2 separate regions of the Mus musculus genome follow, and region 1 is linked to region 2. Evidence: chromatin loops called from intact Hi-C (ENCODE). Cell type or tissue: gastrocnemius. All regions are shown on one strand. Each heading gives the region's core, and the rest is flanking DNA. Links, peaks and the distances in the headings are about the cores only.

Region 1 (7,643 bases), core at 1,475-6,474, 130 kb before region 2:
CTGCTGTCTTCTTACTGGCTGTAGTACTTTTGAAGAAGCTCTTGAGATGGCATCTCGTGGAGATAGCACCAAAGTGGACAAATTAGTTCGAGACATTTATGGAGGAGACTATGAGAGGTTTGGCTTGCCAGGCTGGGCTGTGGCTTCAAGGTAAGGGAATATGTAATGTAGTAAGAAATACAGAACTAAAATCCTATTAGGTATATGTTTTATTTTAAACAGTTTCATTGAAATATAAAGTTATTTGTTTAAAGCATTTTATTTGTAGCTGAAGATGTAGTTGAGTTAGTAGAATATATGCTAGTGCGTTTGAAGCCTGTACTAGTGTACACGGTCCCCGGCAGTGCATAAACTGAGTATGGTACATGCCGATAATGCCTAGAGTCCCGTCCTGCGGTGGAGGCAGGAGGATCGGGAGTTGCAGATCATTCTCTGCTTCGTAGTTAGTTAGAGGCAAGTCTGGTATACATAAGCACTTATCTTTTTAAAAGTATATAATTTAGTGATTTGTTGTATATTTGCAGAATTTTGCAACTACTGTAATTCAATTTCAGAATATTTTTATCATTTTAGAAAGAAACTTCACAGCTCTTAGCTATCATATCACTCTTCCATTTCAGCCCTCATCCTTCCCAGAGCTGCTATTTCTATGAATTTGCTTACTCTGAACGTTTCTCATATGTGTGGTGTCATAGTATGATCTGTCATGACCAGCTTCATCTCCGCTAGTGTAATATTTGCAGAATTATTATTGTTGTTGAGTATTGTTGATATACCATATTTTATGTATTTATTAGTTAATAAACATTGGATACTTTCATAGTTTCTGGCTGTTGTGAATAGTGCTGAAGACCTGTGTGCTTGTCTTTGTTTGGACATATTTTTAATTTAATTTTATTTATTTATTGTTGTTTGTTTTTTGATTCAGGGATTTTTTTTTAAAGTCTTAATTAACCTGGAACTCACTCTAGACCAGGTTGACCTCGAACTCAAGATCTGTCTGCCTTTACCTCCAGAGTCATGTAATTAAAGATATGTGTGCCCTGCTTTAATTTTCTTGGTCTCTATCTAGGAATGAAATTGCTGTGCTGCATAGTGACTTTGTTTAATCTTTTGAAGAACTAATAGACTACTTTCCAGTGTGACCACACCATCTTACAGCCCCAGACATTCTTATTCTCTGTCTCTGTCTGTTGTTGAGGAACCACCCCGTCCCCACCCCTTTTTATAAACTGCTTTAGTAACTTCATTTTTCCCATACAAATGCTTAAAACTGTATTATTGACACTGCAGTTAGACACTGGCATAGTAGCAAAGAGTAAGGAAAAGAGAACCCTGGGAATCCCAGTGGCAGTTACTTGGAAAGTGGCAGAAGTCAGACAAGCAGAATTCATCCTATTGTCATTGAGATTTGAGGGCTCCCACAATAAGGATTCAAAGACAGACACTCTTTTAAGTTTTCTCCTAATTTCTCTTATCTGTTTCCTGAATTTTTCATTCATTTCTACTTCTGATTCTCCTTTTCTTTCCTTTGGTGAAGCCTTTGTCTCCCTCAACAGAGGCCAGAGTGGCCTTGAACTTGTAATCTTCGTGTATCAGCTTCTGACTGTTGGAAATAACAGGGGTATGGCCCCAGACCCTAATTAATTGTGATCTTGAGTTTTGTTTTTCTGTTTATCATTTAAGGAATATGCCTGCTGAAGTCTTTTGCTAACTAAAATTATATTTTTCTATTTATTGGGCTCCAAGAATTCTTTACATGTTGTAGATAAAAGTTCTTTACTAGATAATATATATGTATCTAACAACATGTATGTGTGTGTATATATGTATATACATACATATACATAGATATACACACACATACATATAATTAAGAATGTATTTTCTCTGTTTTGTTTTTGTTTTTGTTTTCACTGCCTTGGTGTTTGTATTACAGACACTTCTTTGTTTCTTTCTTTTTCTGAACAAGGCCTACTGTATCTCAGGCTGGTCTTGATCTTGCGATGTCTGGCTTTTTGTATCTAAATTCTCAGTACTTGGATTACAGCTCTGAGTGCTGTGTCCAGTTTGTTTTGTGCTGGGGATCATATGTAGGGCCCTGTGAGTGACAGGCAAGCACTCTACCGATTGAGGCTACATAGCTAGCCTCATTTGGGTTTTTTGAGATTGGGTTTCAATGTGTGGGCCTGGCTGACCTTAGACTTTGGAGTCTGTTTCTGCCTCTGCCTCCTGAGTGAGGCAAGTGCTGTCAAAGCCAGCAGAAGTTCTGGTGAAACCTGTCTTTATGTGTTTATCTCCTGTGCTTTTAGTGTCATTTGCCCCATCTAAGATTGTGAGGATTCACTTCTAAGAGTTTATAATGCCATTCATGGGTTAGTTTTTCTGTATAGTGTGTGATAGAGTTTCATACTCACTCTTACATGGTGTTTCTCACTTGGTCCAGCTGACCCATCTGCTGAGACTGCTTTCCCTAGTCTTTTGAGCCCTTTGTTAGCAAATCAGTTGACTGTAGATGTTTCAGTTGAATTCTCTCTTTTTTTTTAAAGATGTATTTATTGCCGGGCAGTGGTGGTGCACGCCTTTAATCCCAGCACTTGGGAGGCAGAGGCAGGCGGATTTCTGAGTTCGAGGCCAGCCTGGTCTACAGAGTGAGTTCCAGGACAGCCAAGGCTATACAGAGAAACCCTGTCTCAAAAAACCAAAAAAAAAAAAAAAAAAAAACAACAACAAAAAACAAAACAACAACAACAACAAAAAGATGATGTATTTATTGTTATATGTAAGTACACCGTAGTTGTCTTCAGACACACCAGAAGAGGGCGTCAGATCTCATTACAGATGATTGTGAGCCACGATTTGAACTCAAAACTTTTGGAAGTGCAGTCAGTGCTCTTAACCACTGAGCCATCTCTCCAGCCCTCAGTTGAATTTTTGATTCTCAGTCCTGTACATTTGTCTTTAGAGAAGTACCATGTTCCCTTGCTTACCGCAGCCTTGCACTAAGTTTTTAGGGGAAGGTGGCAGAGGTACAGGGCACACTTCTCTAACTTGCTCTACCTTTCCACAATTATTTTGGCTGCTTTGAATTCTTTGACTTTCTATATGAATTTTAGTATCAACTTGGTAATGTCTGTAAAGAAGATAGCTAGGATTTTAATAGGGATTGTATTGAATCTGTTGACCAGTTTGAAGAGTAAATTTTCTTTTAATTTCTTTTAATCTTAATTTTCTTTTCAATTTTTCTTTTTAATTATTTTAAAAATTTGTGTTTTTCTTGGATGTTTGTATGTATACTCACGGTGTGCCTGGTGGTCGTGAGGTCACAAGAGGATATCGATCTGGAAACACAGTTATGAGCCTTCATTTGGGTGTTGGGAATAGAACCTGGGTCCTTTAGAGCAAGTGTTCTTAGCTGCTGAGCCATCTCTATAGACCTGAGTGTTACCAGCTTAACACTGTCAAGTCTTTGGTTCAGGAAGATGGACTTCTTTCCATTTCTTTAGGTGGTGGTTGTCTTTAAACTGCAAAAGATTTTAGTACACAAGCATTATATTTCTTTTGCTAAGTAAATGCCTATTTAGTTCTCTTTAATTCTATAAAAAGTGGAAGTCTTTTTCTCTGTCTTCCTCATGCTGTTTTTGAGTCAGGATTTCACTGTGAAGCCCAGGTCTGTCTTGGTCTTTCAGATGCTGAGATGCTGGCCTGTGCCACCATGCTTAGCATGGGCCTTTCTATATTTTATTTTGTTTATTTAGGTATGTAGTTTTTAAAAATAATTACTTTTATGTGTATGGGTGTTTTACCTGAATTTATATCTGTGTAACATGTGTGTGCCAGGTACCCATGGAGACCAGAAGAGGGCATCAGATTTCCTAGGACTGAAATTAAATACTTACAGACACTTAGCTGATATGTGGGTTCTGGGAACTGAAAGGGTCCTCTGGAAGAGCAGTCAGTGCTCTTACACTGAGCCAGTTTTCCAGCTCCCCTACGTATGCAATTTTTGTATTTTTGTGTTAAGAGCACATGTGTTTTCTGTTTTGTTCTGTTTTTGAGTCCAGGTCTCACTATGTAGCCCTGTCTAGACTTTAACTTGCTATGCAGACCAGTCTCTCCTTAGACTCTCAGAAATCTATCTGCCTCTGTCTCTTAAGTGCCAATTAAAGGTGTGCGCCACCATGCCCAGCAGAGTACTTGGTTTTTAATAATAGAAAAGGCATTCATGTGCAAGCTGGGAAATAGGCACTGGATAAATAAAATAGATTGTTTTTTTGGCAGCATTTGATCACTGGTCATCTCTTCCTTATTCTTGTCCTTGGGTTTGGGTCATAGTTACTATTGTAGCCCTTTTGCTGGTCAAGAAATTTGAAGTCTTTTATTTACTTTCTAGGGCAGCCTGGAACTTTAGTAGCCACTGTGGGCCTCAGCTGTTTTGTACTTTGTGTGCTGATCAAATGAGTTTTCTAGACTAGATGTAACTGTGACTGTCTGAGTAGAACAGTTGCACAGTAGCGATGACCTGCCAGTCAGGTATGTCTCCCTGGAATACTCCGTTGTTAGATCAGGCAGTGCTACCTTTCGGAAATTGTACTGAATGCACTTGGATAGGGAACTATCTGGTACCAAAGTTGAATTTTAGTATGACAGGGAATGCTACCTGTTCATTTAGAGTGTAATTTGTAGGCTTTTTTTTTTTTTTTAACTGAGTTCCTTTCAGTGGATGCTCCCATCATTCTGTAATAAAACAGAAAGACTTGATGTAAAGTCATTTTATCATAGTAAAGTAACATTGAAGTTCTCCTGGACTGTGTTGCCTTTGTTTCAGCAGTGAAATGTTTTTCCTCCACCACAGTTTTGGAAACATGATGAGCAAGGAGAAGAGAGAGGCGGCCAGTAAGGAGGATCTTGCCAGAGCAACTTTGATCACCATCACCAACAACATTGGCTCCATAGCAAGAATGTGTGCCCTTAATGAAGTAAGGGCACATGAGATTGTTCTGTTCACTCTAGGGAAATGCTGACCTTCCTAAATGGGTCCTACCCTGACCTTACAGTGTCTGTCTTCTTAAAACGTGCCCAAATGTAGTTATATGGGGTAGACTTGAAATGTGAACTTTACACTCTTCAGATTCCTCCTCCTCTTCATTGATTGTCCTCCCATTCCCCACCATACTCCTTGTCTCTTCCTGAAGATAAGCACTACTGCAAGAGGTGAATGGTTTCTTTGAGGAGACTCTAGAGGGGGCCAGGAAGAAGGCCAGTCTTGAGCTACTGATGGGATGAATGACGGGTCACAATGGTGACTAGACGCTGTGTTTGCTGGGTGCTGTTGAGGTGTGGACAGGAAGCCACAGGAAGCCACTGGAGCTGGGAGAAGACTGAGCGGTCAGAGGAAGGCCCACCTTGGTTCTTCTCCACCTCAGCAGAGCTGTCTTCGTGCTTTCAGCTTCTTTACAGTGCTGCCTTGTAGCATTCAGGTCAAGCAGCATTGTACAGGGCTATGAAAGAACCAAGAATGGGCTGCCCTTAGGGAAAGAGGATCTAGGATCCAGTTGGTGCAGCTTATGGCTTGTCCCTATTTATACACTTTGGTTTACAATAATTCTTTTAATAATATAGGCATGTGCCTTAAAAAGAGACCTCAAGACCTAAAAGGATTTGTCTAAATTTTAATTTATTTAGAAGTTATTAAACACCAGATTTTAAAAATTCCATCTTCATTTGAATAACATCACTCTTATATGTTTGCTTTCCTGGGCTTAAGTATCAAAAACTTTTAGTTGTTGTGCATACATTTTATGCTTTTAATTGAAATACATGGTTTGTGGCTACATTTTGTTTATGTGAATACATGTGTATACATGTGTAGGTGTGGAGGTTAGAGGTCAACCTAGGGTGTTTCTCAGGTTCTGTCTACCTTGTTTGTTTTATTTTATTTTGGTTTTGGCTTTTTGAAACAGGTTTTCTCTGTGTAGGCCTGGCTATCCTGGAACTTCCTTTGTATACTAGACTGGCCTCCAGCTCAGACTTGTGTGCTTCTGTTTCCCAAGTGCTGGGGTTAAAGGTGTGTATTACCACTGCCCGGCTTTTTATTTTTAAACTGGTTAAGGACCTCAAACTCCTAGAGACCTTGCTGTGTCTGCTTCCCTAGTGCTGGGATTAAAGGTGTATGCCACAATGCCTGGCTCACCTTAGTTTTTGAGACAAGGTCTCTCACCAGTTGAAACTTGTTGATTAGGCTGGGTAACTGTCCAGTGAATCCCTAGGATCTGCCTGCCTCAATTTCTAGCGCTGGGATTATAAATGTGCCAATGCCACTGCTTTCCTATGTGGACTCGGGAATTCCACTCAGCCTCATGTTCACATGGAAGCACTTTGCTGACTAAGCTATCTTCTGAGGTCATCACTGTATATTTGATCAGATTCTTATTTTGTCATAATTATTTAAATAGAGTTGGGCATTTGGTTTCTTGGAAGTAGGGACTGTGGTAAGTATTTAGAAGTATGAGCCTGTTCTTTGGCTGTTTTATTCTTGATATGGGGCTTTCTTGGGAGCAAACCTTGTGATCCTACATCGTGATTGTACTTAATGAATCCTAGTAGGTTACCAAGGGGTTTTGCACAGGTGTGTGCCCATTCAGAGCAGCATCTTTAGCATTGATGGCTGGACAGCTTTACTGATGCTGTGGGTGGAATTTCACTCTGTTAAACAGCTGTAAGATTTTGCTTTCTTGGTTCACAGATGAAGGTGAATTGTTTTTAACTGTCCCATACTTTGCATAATTTGTTATTTTGTGTCATGTCCTGTTTGGGTAATTTTTCTCCTTGCTCTGACCAAATCCCTGACAAAAGTCACTTAGGAGCAGGATTTACTTTGGCTGACAGGTGAGAGTATAGACTGTCATGGTAGGGAAGGCATGGTGGTATAGTCACTTGGGGCAAAGTGTGACGCTGTTTATTTATATCTGAATATGCTAGGGAACAGATGAATGCTGGCTCTCAGCTGGTATGTCTCTTCTCCCCTTTTTTTCAGTGTAGGATGGTATTACCACATTCAAGACAAGTCTTCTTAATTACTCCTCTACACAAGACACAGCCAAAGGTCTGCCACACTAATGCTCTGGGTGCTTCCTACTCCAGTTATGCTGACAATCAGTATTGCCCATCTCAAACTTATGCCTTGTTAACTTGGCACCATATACCTCACTTTAATACTCCACTTCTCACTGTTAGTGTCTCATTTTGTCATCAGAGTACATGCTGTCTGAGTGTCCACAGTCTGTCTGCCACATTACTTGTGCTCCTCAGCAACTAGTTTTGTCTTTCATTGAACCTTCTTCTACCCCAGATCTTCCACCTACTTTGATGTTTTTGGTTTTTGTTGTCATTGTGTTGTTTTTGGACCACTGCATTTAATTGGAGTTGCTTGCATAGGTAGGGCATTGTCTACTTGAGTAAGGCAACTTGGTTCTGAAGCTGGACATAGAGAACCATGCCTTTAATCCTAGCACTCAGGTAGCAGAGATAGGCAGATCTCTGAATTCCAGGTTAGCTTGGTCTACAGTGCGAGCTCTAGGCTAGCTGGGAGTACATAGTAAGAATGTATCTTAAGAAAACAAAGCAAAACAAAGTTTGTTATG
Region 2 (7,643 bases), core at 840-5,839:
CTTTGGGACTGGAGCTATAGCTTCAGTGGTTACGAGCACTTGTTCTTCTGGAGGACCCAGGTTGGATTCTCAACAGGATAGCTAACAACCATCTGTAACTCCAGTTCCAGTGGACCTGACACCCTATTCCGGTCTCTGTAGGTGTGGCATGCATGTGGCATATAGAGATGCATGCAGTTAAAACACCCATATGCATAAAATAAAATTAACAAATTATGGGGTGTGTGTCAAGACAGGGTTTCTCTGCGTAGCCATAGATATCTTAGAGGTTGCTCTGTAGATCATACTGGCCTTGAACTCACAGAGATCTGCCTGTCTCTGCCTCCAGATGTCTGTGAGCCACCATGTGGCTGCTGGGAATTGAACTCAGGACCTCTGGAAGAGCAGTCGGTGCTCTTAACCACTGAGTCATCTCTTCTGCCCCTTTTGTTTTGTTTTATAAAACAAGTTTAAGAGTATTCAGAAGAGTATTTTGAACTGGGTTATAAGGTCCTCCAGGTGCCTCACCTCAGCCATTGAACTTGCTGGTGTCAGTGAGTCAGCGCTACACTCTAGTGCGGGCTACATTTCCTGTGCCCATGGCCTTTCCTGCCCAGTCTGCCCACCCACTCTTGAAGCCTAGCTGTCTGGAAGCTTAGCTCCCTACTCTAGAAGTGCCCCTAATAGGGCCACTCAAGGGCCCTGTCTCAGATCTTTCCAGGGGTTGGAAGCTATAAGCATCCTACAGGCCCCATATGGATTAAAGAGCTGTTCATTTAAAATGATTATAGGTTCATAGAGAGTTGCGAGGATGGTAAGGAGTGGCCCCTCAAAACCTCTGCCAGTGTCTTTCAATGGTGACATCTCAGGTAATCATTTAGTACAGTCTCAAAACCAGGAAACAGATATTGATACAGTATGTGCATCTTATCACGAATACACATGTGTGCAGTCACCACACCTGTCAAGATACCCCCGGCCCACCCATCTTATTCTACTACCCCAAACCCTGGCAACCACTAACGTATTGTATTCTCTATCTCTATGTTGGTTACTTTTATCATGGATATGCCCAGATATATGAAAAAAAATCAGTATGAGGCAGGAAGGCTACATTTTGGGCTTTAGTTCAGAGGGAGGTAGAGCATTGTGGTGGGGAAGGAATGAGAAATTGAGGTGTGTACGCATGTTATATTCTCAGCCAGGAAGGAGAGGGAGGGAGGGAGAGAGAGAGAGAGAGAGAGAGAGAGAGAGAGAGAGAGAGAGATGCTGGTGCTCAGCTCCTGTGTCTGGAACTCCAGCTCATGGGCTCATGGGATGATGCCACCCACATTCAGGGTGGGTCTTCCTTTGGGAATGCAGATCACGGTCTGCTGAACCTGTTACCCAAGCAAGATCTTAGCGGAAGATTGACCACACTGCCAGGACCACTGGTTCTTCTAGTAGGTTGGGCACATCATGATGGTGCCAAGCACGTCAGGGGAAGGCAAAGGCCATGTGCTTGGCAGTGGTTGACGATCATCTTGAGCAAGACATAGATTCCGTTCTACCTATCCAGGTATGCAGAGACCACTCAGAATGTATCAGCAGTTTACCAGTTGCTGAAGTTGGGCTAGCCTAGTGCTCATATCAGCCCCTTTGCTACTAGTGTCTCTAGAGCATTTTCAGTCTTACAGTGAGCAGGATCATTTCAGATGGTTCTATTGGCATTCTTGGGGAAGGGATTGTCTTCCTCCTTGAAGATATAAATAACAGATCCAGGTACTCTAGCTGGAGATCACTCAGTGTCCTCTGAAGGGCAGCCTCCACATTTTCCACATCTTCAGGGTGGTGTTTGGTGTTCCACAGCTTGGGTGTTATAAACACCTCTTCATGGGGGATCTCCCTTCCTGGCCCCACATTCTCCTTCAAGGCCTCTCCAGGCTCATTAGATAGCAGGACAATCATTGTGGTGGTGGCCAACACTAAGGGCATATTTAATGGCTGTGTCTGCATGGCCAGACTCTTTCTTCAAGGTTCCCAGACGAATTGGGGGCACCATTGTCCCAGTGTGCAGGAGGACACACGTGAGCACATGAGTGTGGAGGCCGGGCGGGGGAGGGGGGGTTCCTCAGTCACTGTCCACTTTACATGCCGAGGTAGGTCTTCACTTAAATCTAATTCAAGCTCACTGATTTGGCTTGGCTGGCTGGCCAGCTTGCTCCAGGGATCAGACTTCTGTCTCTGTCTCCCAAGCCGTGGGATGACAGGTGGGCTGTTACTCTGCCTAGCATTTACATGGGTGCTGGGGATTTGAACTCTGGCCCTTATGCTTGTGCATCAAATCTATTAAGCCTTCTCCCTAGGCCCTCCTTCTTGGCTTTCTGTCTAGATAGTCTGTTACTGAGAGAGAAGTTAAAATCTTCAACTATGATGTGTTTGTTTCTCCTTCCTATATGTCAACTGACCTTCCATATGCCCTGTATCTCTGTTTGCACACGTGTAGCATTGCTGTGTCTTCTTGGATTGACCATGTTATTGTTATATACTGTTCTTGGACATTTGCCTCACTCTCATATCCTCCCACATCTGTATCTCTGCTACAAGCATAGCCATTCCTGCGCCCGTTTAAGTTTGTGATGTGTAACACATCCACCCTTTCTCTTATTGCCCACCTATAATGTATTTGAAGTGAATTTTGTGTAGCCAACATATAGTTAGGTGATATGTGGGTTTTTTTTAATAAATGAGTATATTTTGTTCATGTTTTGTTTGTTTGTTTGTTTTTGAGGCAGAGTGTTTTCATATAGCCTAGCTGGCCCTGGAGTTCATTATGTAGTCCAGACTGGACTCAAATTCAATATACTCTGTTTTTTGTTTTTTTGTTTTTTTGTTTTTCGAGACAGAGTTTCTCTGTATAGCCCTGGCTGTCCTGGAACTCACTTTGTAGACCAGGCTGTCCTCGAACTCAGAAATCTGCCTGCCTCTGCCTCCCTAGTGCTGGGATTAAAGGCGTGCGCCACCACGCCCGGCTCAATATACTCTTATTCTGACTCCTGAATGCTAGGGATTATGGCAGGAGGGTGTTTGTTTAGACAATGTCTGCTGGATAGTTTAGGGTGGTTTCCAATTCACAATTGCCTGCCTTCCTGCCTTAGCCTCCTGATTACCAGGATTATAGACATGTACCACCACACCTGGCTTGAAGGGACAGAGCTGTTCCAATCTGCTTGCTGAATGACCCCTTATCTTGTCAAAGGTCCGATACATGGCATGTGCTCTGCATAGCTATGGTGGGCTAAGTCCAGCTGTCTGAGGCCATGGTTAGGAGAATGTGAAGGTCAGGTTATTAGAGCACAGGCTACCAGTTTCGACACTTAAACTTGGTTGACTGAGGTAAAGGCATTGCGCCCCCTCTCAATCCAAGGAACCCTCACTGAAAGAGAAAACAGCCCTTGGTTGAGATTCCACAGAGCAAAATCTCAAGGGGAAGAGTGTGCGGGTGCCTGGTCCTAGGCTCAAAGATGCCTCCTTGTGGCAACTGCAGCCTCTGCAGCTCACTGTTGAGCCGATGTAGACTCACCAGGGAACAGGCTTCAGGGCTCATGTCAGTCTCAGCTTTGTCCTCTTTTTAGCGATGTCTTCCTCAAGGAAGACCTTTGGGGAGGGGGAGATGAGCTGTGTGTCTGTCCACCTGCCGTGAAGATTTGCCAGGTCCCCATCGCTGGTCTCCAGGGCTACTTCCTCTGTACAGGGCAGATTCTGAATGCATCAGCCATGGGATCATCTCCCTTGGGCTGCCTTGGTTTTACTCCACTCTCTTACCTCCTCTCTTCTGGATGGTCTTTACTGGACTGTGGATCCCTCCACGGGGATTAGCTACCTGCTGGATTCATCTGGGTGCTCATCTGACTCTCACGGGCCCCACACCTGCAGTTCTGCACTTCCAGGCAGGCCCTTGAAGAGAAAGAGATCTCTACCACTCCACCACCACCGCTTCCAACCTTCCACAAGGTCCTAGCTCCTCAGCTAGGCTTTCTCAGGACATCTCTTTAAACAATATCTCTCCAGGCAGTTTTAGGCATGCTATCTCCTGAGGTAGATGTCATGAACAGAGATGGATACACACTCTGGATACAGGTAGTAGATCAAGACTGATAGAGGCAACCTGGAAATAGGAGAAAGGAGGTGGGCCTCTCTAGAAAAAGATTTATTCTTTATTCAAGACTGAAGAGCTGCAGTCTCTCTGCGGAAGTGGAGATGAAGTGTGTATTGTGTGAGGGCATTGTAGGTTTTTAGGCTGAAAAAGGGGAACTTTGGGGATGGAAGATTCCATCTGCAGATCAGCTCCTCTGCAGCCTGGAAGTGGTAGGTTGTATCAGGTTTGGGATGCCTATCTCCTGTTGGGAAGCCCCCACAGTTGTTATCAGTCAGGTCATCTCCTGTCCAGGGTTTCTCAGTCTACCTGAGGTTTCTGGGTCAGTGACCCTTCCACAGCTGCTTTAGACTGTAGGTCATTGATGAGGATTTCTTGCCAACCTGATCTGGTGGCAATGACAGAAAGCCCATGTCAGTGTCATTCCTTTTGTGCCCATGTGGTCCATGTGCATGCCTTGTACTATTTTGACTCTGAGAAAAGGAAATTTCCCCACCCCCGCAACATAATGTTTTTATTAATTATTTGGGAATTTCGTACACTGCATCCCAGCATACTCGCTCCCTATTCTTCCAGGCCCACCCTCCCACCCTTCCCCCACTCTCAAAAAAAACAAAAAACAAAAAACAAAAAACCAAAGCAAAACAATCCACCAAGTCCAATGTGTGTTGTCCATGTACGCATTGGAGCATGGCCAAACTCTCAGTGGCCAACCCCTTAAAAAAATGTGTCCTCCCCCACCCCCACCCAGCCAGAAGCCATCAACTGTGAAGAGCTATACTTCAGCATCTACCTATCATATGTTTATCACAGTTTGTAAGGGCTCAATCTTCAATGGCTTCCTGTCTGCACTGTTTCTTTTTGAGTGGGACGGGGATAGGTTGTCAGAGAAGCCTTCAACGTCTCTTATTCTCAGGTGAGTCTGCAGTCATTGATGCCCCTGCAAAAGAAGCAGCCTCGTCTGTAGCAGCAGCAGCCTTGCAGGTCATGGGCATCAACATGGCCTCCGGTGGCAGCACAGCCCATAGACTTCAACACGGCCCTTTGTGGCAGCTTTGCATCATTAACATCAGCATGACTCTGGTGAACAGACCACAGATATCATGGCCTCCTGCAGCAACACTGACCCCAGGCGTCAACACAGCCTGAGGCAGCAGCTCAGATTACAGACATCGCATGGACCTCAGTGGCAACAAGGACCACACAAGTCTGGAGGAGACTTGATCCAGAAAATGACAGTTTTTCATCTCAGATACCTTTTGGGTGCTCAGAGTCCGGGTGACTGTAGTTTGTCAACATGTCTGGGCGCAGGAGCTCCAGGCACCTGTCCATCACCCTGTCCTCAGCACCGGCCACCCTGACTGCACCCTGGACATGACTTGGGTGTCCTGGAGCATACTCTGTAGACCAGGCTGGCCCCAGGCTTACAGGAATCTGCCTGACTGTGCCTGAGGGTTAGGGTTAAAGGTGTGCGCCACCACAACTCTTTGAAAGGAGGTTCTTAACGGAATGAGAAAATGATATCTTTACCTTATCTCTTGCCAGCCAAGGAAAGATACCCAGCTAAGTCCGTGAGAGTTGTTTGTTAGAGGATGGCATTTCATTGTCTCCTGGACTAACTTTATTTATAGTCGGAAAAACAGAGATCCTTGGTCAGTCCTTAACCTGGCATCATTGGCCTTCATTGCTTGGGAGTCTTTGGCTTGGTGGGAAGAGATGATTTTTGCTTTGGGGGGACTCATACGAGCTGAGCTTTACTACGGAGGCCGACACTCCACAAGGCCTAGCATTGGGTCTGGATGGTGTGCTATTTACATTTACACAGCTGTGACCAAAATGCCAGAGAGAAGGACTTAAGAGAGGAGGGATAACCTTGGCTCACTGTTTCAGAGGGTCTTGGGCAGAGCATTATGGGAATGTGTAGCAGATGGGATTCTTCAGCTCTCAGTGTTCCGGAAGCAGAGGGAGAAGATGGAAGGGAGGGCCAGAGCAAGATGCAGACATGGCCCCTGTTAGGGCTCACCTGCTAAAGCTTCCAGAAACTACCAAACAGCACCATCAGCTGGGGACCAAGTGTTCCAATACATGGTTTTGTTGGGGGGGGGGGCATTCCACATTCAAACCATAACAGATGGAGAGGAGAGAGAAGACTGGGCACCTGCGCGTCACAGAGGCTCAAGGGGCACTGGTAAGGCCATGCGAGTGGGAGCAAAGGAGTATGGGACCTCTCAGATGCTCTGTGCTGGGACCTGGTCTCTTCCTAGACTGGGTGCCCAGGCACTGTGAGACAAACAGAGCAAATTCCAAAGACCAGGAATAGAGGCTGACGCTGAGTGAGCAAGCTTCGGAGGCATAAGAAGGTCAAAGACAGCAAGAGGGCCCAAGAGAAAGCATTAAGCAGACAGAAGAAGAGAACTGCAGCCAGCCCTCACAGAGGGAAGGATTACCTTCTTGTCAGAGAATAGGCAGGTATCTTCAAAGGTGGCTAGGGTGATCATGTTGTTGACAGTGTGGACCCACTGCCTGCCACTCTACCAAGGCCAAAGTCCAGGAGGCAGAAGGAAGTTGGCTGGCTCTAGAAGAGTCCTCAGGAAAAGAGGAGGCTTTCTGTCTCAAACCTTCACCTTCAAACAGTTGGAAAGGGTAGAGGACTTTTTCGGGGGCACAAGGGGTTACAGCAAGACAAATGGAGGAAACCCTTAGGCTGGCCATCTCCTCTGCTCTTCTTGGAACTTGAAGAGCTCCTGGAGAAAGAAGTCTGCACTTATTTATTTTTAATTATTTAATTATTTGCTTATTTATTTCTTTACATCCCAAATACTGCCCTCTTTCCGATCCTCCTTTGAAGAGTTCCTCCCCCCTTCCCTTCACCTCTAAGAGGGCAGACCTCCCAACCCTCCCCCCTCCAATCCCCTGGTGCATCAAGTCTCTGCAGTATTAGGTGCATCCTCTCTCACTGAGGCCAGACATGGCAGCCCTCTGCTACATATATGCCAGGGGCCTCAGAACAGCCAGTGTATGTTCTTTGGTTGGTGGATCAGTCTCTGGGAGCTCCTAGGGGTCCAGGTTAGTTGACACTGCTGGTTTTCCTGTGGGGTTGTCATCTCCTTAAGGGCCTTCGGTCCTTCCCCTGCTGGGGTTCAGGAATCGACACTCAAACCAAATACTGATCCTAGTTAATCAAAAATAGTTTATTGAACACACACCATAATATTGGACGTCCAGAACCTCAAAAGGACAGTGGTACTGTACTGGCCAGTTTTGTGTCAACTTGACACAGCTGGAGTTATCACAGAGAAGGGAGCTTCAGTTGAGGAAATGCCTCCATGAGCTCCAGCTGTGGGGCATTTTCTCAATTAGTGATCAAGGGGGAAAGGCCCCTTGTGGGTAGTGCCATCCCTGGGCTGGTAATCTTGATTCTATAAGAGAGCAGGCTGAGCAAGCCAGGGGAAGCAAGCCAGTAAAGAACATCCCTCCATGGCCTCTGCATCAGCTCCTGCTCCCTGACCTGCTTGAGTTCCAGTCCTGA

Evidence for each region. A loop is a pair of places that touch in the nucleus more often than their neighbours do. Peaks named below come from ENCODE experiments on the same cell type or tissue, not always from the same donor. Only the 100,000 strongest peaks of a DNase experiment are listed, where the experiment ranks them.
Region 1: it touches region 2 in a loop (4-fold over the local background); 22 of 42 quality-filtered maps call a loop at or near these places.

What each region holds. Positions count from the first base shown.
Region 1 is chr2:131,282,619-131,290,261 of GRCm38, forward strand. It overlaps Pank2 (pantothenate kinase 2), which reads left to right. Exons shown (of 7, transcript NM_153501.2): 4 at 1-150; 5 at 4,856-4,979. It overlaps Mir103-2 (microRNA 103-2), which reads left to right and starts at 5,434; the gene lies at 5,434-5,519. In gastrocnemius, for the core only: CTCF peaks have their summits at 2,805 (motif pointing right) and 3,847 (motif pointing right); no DNase peak of the experiment used is centred there; H3K27ac peaks cover 1,319 bases.
Region 2 is chr2:131,413,203-131,420,845 of GRCm38, forward strand. It overlaps the pseudogene LOC115489428. Among named protein-coding and RNA genes, the nearest start is that of Rnf24, 64 kb to the left of the region's middle. In gastrocnemius, for the core only: a CTCF peak has its summit at 3,496 (motif pointing left); a DNase peak (open chromatin) is centred at 3,491.